Regions from separate parts of the Homo sapiens genome. Here region 2 is linked to region 1. Evidence: read pairs that join two places in POLR2A ChIA-PET (ENCODE). Cell type or tissue: B cell. All regions are shown on one strand. Links, peaks and the distances in the headings refer to the core of each region. The heading gives the core; the rest is flanking DNA.

Evidence for each region. ChIA-PET counts read pairs that join two places held together with the same protein. Peaks named below come from ENCODE experiments on the same cell type or tissue, not always from the same donor. Only the 100,000 strongest peaks of a DNase experiment are listed, where the experiment ranks them.
Region 2: POLR2A ChIA-PET joins it to region 1 with 8 read pairs; 2 of 35 experiments call an interaction of 5 or more read pairs at or near these places.

Annotation. Positions count from the first base shown.
Region 1 is chr13:27,591,218-27,595,616 of GRCh38, forward strand. The region is part of intron 1 of LNX2 (ligand of numb-protein X 2); the gene reads right to left. Among named protein-coding and RNA genes, the nearest start is that of LNX2, 27 kb to the right of the region's middle. In B cell, for the core only: no CTCF peak of the experiment used is centred there; DNase peaks (open chromatin) are centred at 1,814 and 4,084.
Region 2 is chr13:27,780,454-27,784,852 of GRCh38, forward strand. No RefSeq gene overlaps it. Among named protein-coding and RNA genes, the nearest start is that of GSX1, 9.8 kb to the right of the region's middle. In B cell, for the core only: no CTCF peak of the experiment used is centred there; no DNase peak of the experiment used is centred there; H3K27me3 peaks cover 1,312 bases.

The DNA.
Region 1 (4,399 bases), core at 173-4,172:
AACACTGAGAAAACTTAAAAGAAAGAAAATACATTGTAATTCATTACAGATTCATATATATCAAATATCCCTGCAAAATACAAATGCATAATGTTACATGATTCAAATATTAATAAAATATTTGCACTGTAAAGCCAGAACTATAAAGAGGCTGTACTATATGAAGCCCCTAGGATGATCAACAATGCACCTCCAATTATATTAGTTTCCTGTGTTTCCAAAACGGATTCAAACAAAATCCCAGGTTTCACATGTTAAGTTGCTATTACCTGCCTTTCTGACATCTCCACTAGGGAGTGAACTTTCACAAACCAACTATATTGAAAAGCAAACTAATTATTCTTTTCCCTAACCTCAAATCTGACCTCCCATTCTTTTTCCTGTCTGTTCGTCCATCCATCTAGGATTTATTGAGAATCTCCTATGTGCCAGACACTACTGTTCCAGGGTTAGGAGTTGAGCACTGAACAGACAAAAATCCCTGCCCTTGTGAAGTTAACAGGGGGAGAGGGTGGAGGATAGACAACATATAAGAAGAAATGAAATGCAGTATTTTAGACGCTGAAAAGTTTTACAGAGCAAAGGAAAGCAAGGCAGGGAAGTCACAGTACTGGGAGGACAGCTATTTTAAACAGCATGATCAAGGAAGAACTCACTGAGAAGGTGGCATTTGAATTTAAAACCAAAAAGAAGTAACTAGAAAGCCATGCAGGTATCTGGTGTAAAAATGTCTGTTACAGGCAAATGAAACAATAAGTACAATGGCCTTGAGGCGAGAATGTCCCTGGTGTGTTCAATGAACAGTAAGGAGGCCAGCATAGATAAAATGAGGAAAGTTCAGAGAAGACATCAGAATGGTTACTGGGCTAACTAAATCTTGTAGGGCCTAAAAAACTTTGGTTTTTACTCTGAGTCAGATTTTAACAGATCATTGGCTGCTATGTTGAAAATAATCTGAAGGGCTCAAAGGCAGAAGCAATTAAAAGCCTACTGAAATATTCTGAGCCACAGATGATGGTAGATTGAACATGATGAACATAGTTGAGATAGAGAGAAATTACTCAATTTTAGATATATTCTGAAGGTAGAACCAATACAGTTTGCTGATTAATAAAATGTGTTCATGGGCTGATGGGAGGGGGGAAAGTCAAGGATGACACCAAGATTTTTGATCTGAGCAACTGGAAAGATGGGGTTAGCATAACTGAGATGCACAAGTCTGTAAGAGAGCAGGTTTAATGGGTATGCTCAAGCTGGAATATGTAAAATTTGGACTGCCTGTTAGATTTCTAAGAAGAGACACTGAATAGACAGTTGCACACACAAGTCCAGTTCAAAGACAAGGAATGGGAAGATGATATAAATTAGGAAACACTGGTGTAAAGATGGTATGGAAAGCCATCAGATTGGAAAAGATCACTAAAAGTGTAGATGAGTGTAAGCAGCAAAGAGAAGGGCTGATTCAGGACTCCACCTTGGCACCTTTCTGGGGGACGAAGAGGACCAGGCAGAGGAGGAGTGTCCACTGTGATTGGACGAAAATTAAGAGAGAATTGTACAGAGAAAGCAGATAAAGAAAAGTGTTCCGAGGAAGAAGAAATAATCAACTGTGTCAAATCCTGTAAGCAAGTAAAATAAGATTAGGACTGAGAATTAAGCACTGGATTTAGCAGCATGAATTCATTGGTGACCTTGATAGAGTTTTGGTGGAGACAGCAGAAGCCTCCTGGAATGAGTTCAAGTGAGAATTGGAAGGAAGGAGTTAAGAGCATAGACAATTCTTTTGAGAAAATATGCTAAATGAAAAGGGGAAATTTGTATCTTGGTAGGAAGTGAAACAATCAGAGGTGATAGCATTCCACCCCATTAACAAAACATTTTTCACCCCCATGTTTACAGGTTTATGATTTGCATCTGTCTACATCCTTTCTTCTTTTGCCATATCTCTCCCTCTCCTTTCTAAAAGCTAGTTTCTCCTCCACCTGGGTTCATCCCTTTGGAAGCCTTTGTCATTTATCTCATCTTCTTCCAATCTCTTTCTCCCCATCACGTACAAAAACATTCATGTCTTATCAACTTTAAAAATAAAAACAAATCATTCTTCTACAATGGTTACCCTTTCCCTCACCTCCATTTCATCTCCAATAGTTTTGAAAAATACCATGCTGCAGTTGTCAACTCCTTACCTAAAAGGGCTTCTACCTCCATCAGCCACAGAGACTAGTTTCACTGTGGTTATGAATGTCTAACTGCTAAACCTAATGCCAGTCTCAGACCCTCATACTACTTTATCTCTCTTCAATATCACTAACGTCTCTCTCCTTGAAACTCTTTGCTGGCTGAAACTTTTTTTTTTTTTTTTTTTTTGAGATGAAGTTTCACTCTTGTTGCTCAGGCTGGAGTGCAATGGTGCAATCCTGGCTCACTGCAACCTCCGCCTCCTGGGTTCAAGCGATTCTCCTGCCTCAGCCTCCTGTGTAGCTGGGATTACAGGCGCCCACCACCACGCCTGGTTTTTGTGTGTGTGTGTGTGTGTGTTCTTTTTTTTTTTTTTTTTAAGTAGGGACAAGGTTTCACCTTGTTGGTCAGGCTGGTTTCAAACTCCTGACCTCAAGCGATCTGCCTGCCTCTGCCTCCCAAAGTGCTGGGATTACAGGTGTGAGCCACCACGCCCAGTCTGCTGGCTGAAATTATACCATTCTTGTTCTTGTTCTCATCCTATCACTCTTTTGTAACAGCTGTCCAATTACTTCCTTTATACAAACCCCAAAAAAGTCAAACTGTTGGACCAAAGTGAAAGGAAGACTTCTGATTTACATTATAAAACTGCCCTCCAAAATGGTGAACAAAATTTGGACTCCTACTAGCAATGTATAAATATACTAACTTTTTCAAAATTGTTCTAAGCCTAGTCAATTTTCTTTTAATATTTATAAATTTTATAGTTGAAAATATTTCATTGTTCTTTTAATTTGCATCTTTTTTAGTCCAGCTAAATTAAACATATGATTATTATCCTTAGTTATCTTGTGAAGTGTCTGTTTATAACCTTAGCCCCAGTTTTTTCTTATTGAATTGTACTGTTTTTCTTATCAATTGATTTGAACTCAACATATTAAGACAGCAACCCTTTATCACATTATTATAATCACCTCTCCCAAGCCTCCTGTTTGCCTTTTAGTTGTCTACCAGCATAAAGATGCTGTCAATTTTCATGTAATTGAATACACTCACTTTTCCCTTTGAGAGTTCTTCCACCACTCTTATCTTCTTCTTCATAATGAGATAAAGATTTGCCTCTATTTTCTTCATTTGTATAGTTCATTTGTATAATAAAATTTTTTTTATTATCACTTTATTCTGGTTAGTATGCAGTATGAGAATAGATCTAACTTTATTTTTCTCCCAGTTGTTACAGTATATCTGCCTCACACTTGTGTTCAAAAACTAGGTCTTTATTCCCCTCTAAATGATCCGCTTCCTCAAGGCACGCCTATATTCCCAGTATCACATAATTAGAACCAGAGGATCCTCCCGTTTCTCTTTCTCACTCCCTGCCTCATTTTCCATACCTAGGCACCAAGTTCCCCTCGATTCCACCTCCAGAATGTGGCCTCCCCTTTCTTCCATTCCCACCACCTCTCTCAGTTATTTGTTGCACCTACTCTTTTAGCAAACGCAGAAGGTTTTCCCGTCTTTTTTCTGTCCTACCTTCCGTCACAACACTAGTATCCAAAAAGCCATGATACTATTTTCCCTGCCTGAATACTCTTCTGTGGTCCCCAACTGCTTCTACAAAATTAAAGCCAAATTATTCAACCTTGCAATTAAACCTTCCCAGATCTGACTCTAGTTTCACTTTCTGACACAATTCTACACATTTGTGCTTTGGCCACACCAAATTATTTACAACTTCCTGACCACAGCATCCTCTTTCCTGCCTGGAATGTCCTTTCCTACCTTGGGTATCTGCAGAACCCCCATCCATTTAGTGGTCAGCTCAAGTAAACACTCTGCTGTGAAGCTCTACCCAATCCACCCAAACACAAGCTCTCACTATGTCCCTTCCACTGCCACTTATCACAGTTATCATGCACCTCACTGCAGTGGTTTGCAATCACTTGTTTGCATGTGTCTTCCCTACAGACTGAACAGCCATTAGAAGGCAGAAACCAAGTCTTAGTTGTTCATCTCTATACCCCCATGCCTGACATGAGTATGTGGTTAATAATAAACCTGAGGAAAGGGAATATGAATGAACAAATGTGTCAACTTTTACCTGCCTTACCAATCCTACCAATTTTGTCTCTAGAATTCTTATTCCCACGACCTCTGCTCTAATTCAGATTCCTACTACTTCCTGATAATCTTCTAATTGCCTCTAATTTCACTTCCTCAT
Region 2 (4,399 bases), core at 158-4,157, 190 kb after region 1:
GTTCTGCCCCATAATAATGAGCCAAAATGTACATCCCCAGTCCTATATAGTAACTTCTTGAATTGCATCTCTCAGAAATGCCTTCTGAATTCCCCTCCCGTCTGTCTTGCACTGTACTGTTTGGGAGTTCAACTAAGGCCCTGGCATGGGACCTTGCCTTTCCTATGCAATGCCAGTGGCTGGGCCCTGGGGCTTGCATAAAATCACCCATATGATATGTGCATACAATAATAGCTAACATTTAATGAACACTTACTATGTGACAGACACAGTCCTAAATGCTCTTATAATTCATTTCGGTCTCCCAACAATTCTATGAAGCAGGCACCATTATGCTTCATATTTTATAGACACAGCAACAGAAGCTCAGAGAAGTTAAACAACTTGCCCAATTCAGAGCCCGGATTTCTTCAGAGACCCTCTCTTTAACAATTATGCTATCCTGCTCAAAGCAGAAATTCAATAAAAATTTATTGGATGAGTTAGAAGAAGAGTGGCAGAAATATCTGATTTCACCCATTACTCATTCTTCCCGTCATCTTAGTAGCAACAACCACTATCATCTAAGATTCTAGCTGAGCCTGTGCCTACCTGGCTGGGCTCTTCTCTCTGTCTCAGTTGCCACATCTGTAAAATAAAAATAATAACAATACCTCTTTCAAATATTTCTTAAGTATATGAATTCCTGGTTGAAAAGATTACTAACCAAAAACTGTCCCAAACTGTAATATATAACAAGAAATACATATTTTAAATTCCTAAATTGTAATTCATTTTGTTGACTGTGAAAATAAAATAAATTAGGATACATGCTTGACATATAAGTATTACGTTCAAGTCAGTTGATTGAATTCAGCTGAATGCTATTCTATAAATCTCTCTCAACAGAGAATTGAGAAACTCCAAAGAAAGCACCCCATTCAGACTCTGTCACAAAATAGAAAGACATCATATTTTAACAATAAAATGAGGCCAAGTGTGGTGGTTCATGCCTTAATCCTAGCACTCTGGGAGGCAAAGGTGGGAGGATTGCTTGAGCCCAGGATTTTGAGACTAGCCTAGGCAAAGTGGTGAGACTCCATCTCTGTAAGAAATTTATTTTATTAACAAAGAATTTTTAAAAATAAAAAATAATTTTTAAAAGGACAATAAAATGAACTACTGGCTAGAAATATAAAATCTGTATTTTATTGGTGAGATATTATAGTTTGGGACAGTTTTTGCTAAGTAATCTACTTGACTTGATTTTTAAATATTTTCAAATTTTCCTCCCACAAACCAATTGCCACCAAAAGAAATATTCACAGGAGAGTATCAGTTCCCACCATTGTCTTCCCGAAGTGTTTGTGTTAAACAAATCGACAGGCCAACCCCTTCCTCTGAAGCCAGCTTGACAAAGCTACTTCCCATGGGACTCAGCCTCTGAGAGCCCTAAGTGTGGTACAAATCTTTGCACCCATCACAGAAACAAGAAATTAGGAAAAAGATGCTGAAAAGTTGGAATGGGTAATCTTAGAGCCTGCCCCATTAATGAGGCCTTAGGTTGCAGTAGCGGGGGAGGAGGATAAGACAGTGTCTGCCCCTACAGGGCCACTTACTTTACAAATAGAGTCACTGCCAGAGTGCATCTGTGGGAAGGGAATTCCTAGCACAGTCAGGAGACTTGTTCAAGAGGTCCCCAAGGACAATAAATTGGAGAGATCTCAGAGGCTGTTCCCGATGCTTTGATCCTTAATGAGTAATGAAAGCTTAAGAAAGTGTTTGTGTCTGCTGTACAAACTAGGCAAGGTAGAAATGCTATCTTCTTGCTGTCCCAGGATTGAGCCAGCTAAGCTTAGCCCTCAGGCTGCAGCCGATGTGAACTGTCCCATGATGTTAGTCCTCACTTAATAGCTGGAGAAGTAAAGAAAAGTGGCTGTTCATAGGAATTCAGTTTATTCATTAACTCTACATTGTGAGCTAGAAGCGGGACTTCTCCCTGAGGCGTGGAGCCTCCTCAGAGCGGATCTGCTGACAAACAATCATCAGTGGATCTCACCTGTTCTATTTTCTTTCCTTCTTACAAGGCCTGCTGTACTAGAGATATTAGTTTAGTACTCCAAAATGACACAGAGATCTGTGCAGTTACAATTACTCAAGTAACGGTGACAGACTCAATGTTCTTTGTTGGAATTACCAGGGTTTTTGAGAATGAGGAACACTAGTCAAGTGGTGAAGATATTATCCTTTGGAATTGCACATAACTGCAAGACAACATGGCCCCAGAATCCATTGGTAATGCATCAGCCTGTCTGTGCCAACTAGGAGTAGAAATACTCAGCTCCCTGCCAGGGTTGTAGGCATGGCCAAGAAAATCCTGGAGCAGCTGCTGTAAGAATCAAGGCATTTTGTCAGCAGCCTTCTCTGCAAACCCCTCCCTTCCTTTCTTCTGAAAATGTAGTGAGGGTACAGCCAGCACTGGTCACTGTGGCTCTGAGAAATTGCAAATCCAAGTACTTTGCTGAATAAAATGGGAGCTTGGCTGTGTTCCTTAAAGGTGGGGGTGGAGGTGAAGGCGATGGTCAGATAAATCCCCAGGACCTTTTAAACCAGTCCTCTCTACTCTGCTCTGTATGATGTACCACAGAATTTCTGCCTTCAACAAGTCCTCAGCTCCTTCCCTTCCAGTGGCTTATCTTTGCTTTCTTTGGTGATTTGGAGCCAAGGCTTTCCGAAAGGTCAAGACTAGAGGAGGGGATGTGGCCTGGGCCTGCTCTGATAAAAATGGGCAAAGAGGAGTGTGTGTGGAGGGAACGGAGCAGCCACAGGACAGCACCACTCTCTGTGGGTTTATTGCTTTATGCTGCCACCTGGCTGAGCCCTGAGCTTCAGGCTCCTGCTGGCAGAGAAAGAAAAGGCAGAGAAGACAGGGAACATTTACACTGAGAGGTCTCAACATCAGGCTTCCTGATGGGAATCCCGCCTGAGGCCACAGACCATCACATCCAGCCTCCTGACTCAAGTGTCACTGTCACTCACTTCTAAGGGGGAAACAGGAACTGTTTCGAAAGGTGGACTTAAAGGCGAGGGGTTCATTCATCAACGGATAACTACTTTAGGTGAGACTGGTTCTGTCAGTCTCTAATCCACCATGTTTTCTTCTTTTTTAAATCTGCAAATTTGTTGCATGGAGATTCTTAGTAAGATATTTCATACTCATCTTCCAGGTCCCTGAGTAGAACTCCTTCATCCCTGCAGAAATTATCTTTGCTTCCAGTACTTTCAAGGTGGAAGAGAAAAGGAAATGGCTGGGGGTGAATAACTTAGGCTGAAACTTCTATGTCCAGAGAAGGCCTCACCAATGTTTCTGCATCCTGTCACCCAGGAAAGAAAACATACAGCTAAAATTTACTGAGGCCACACTCGGTCTTGGGCAGCATCTCAGCATTCTACGAATGCATACGGAGTAAACAGTGGTCCCTGGAGCAAGATGTAGAAGGAGGCAGTATGTCTATCTCAGGCTCAGCTCACGGACTCAGGGGAAACCTCCCTGGAAGGAGATAATGTGGTTTTTGTCAGGGTGGTGCCAGCCGACAGACTGGCCTGTGGATACTTGTAAGGCATCTCATGAAGGACACCCAGGAAACCATATGGGAATGGGAGGAATTTTGCAAGTAAGGCCAGAGGTCCAGCAAGCTCCATATAGAAACTCTAGGTTGTTATTAACTGCTTCTACCTAAACCCAATGAATGAGAAACCTGGTACTTACATTCAGGTTACACATATATTATCTCTAATCTTTTCAAGATAGGTGAAGTATCATTCCAATTTTACTGTAAGAAAACTAAAGAGCTGAGCACTTATGAAATCTTACGATGCTCATCAAGATGCAACTATGATCATTGAATAAGTGCAAGAGACGAGATTCCTCTATTGCCATCAGCACTAACATTAAACATTTATTAAATATATACATTGTGCCAAGTGCTATGATAAAGGTTGGTGACACCTCTGTAAATAGCCTTAATCCCTTCCCTTAAGGGCTTGCAATCCAGTTGGAAGGCAACAAGAGGGTATCCCAGCAACTATGCCATAATTACATTGATTCCTTCATTTGGCTTGATGCTTATCATCTGATTGGATCGGGGGTTGGGGACCATATTAGTTATGCTTAGATGCAGATGTAATAGAAAACTTAAATAATAATAAAAAAGATGTTTACCTTTTGCTCACATAAAATAGGTAGGCAGCTCCTTGATCTCTCAGGGACTCTGCTTCTTCTCATCTTTCTCCTCCATTATTCCCAGTACAAAGCTTCTATCTTTAAGTCATCTCCTGGACCAAGATGGTTGCTAAAAAAATTCACCATCCATGCAACAAGAGGAAAGGAAGAGGAAAAGAACGGAAACAGTGCCTGACA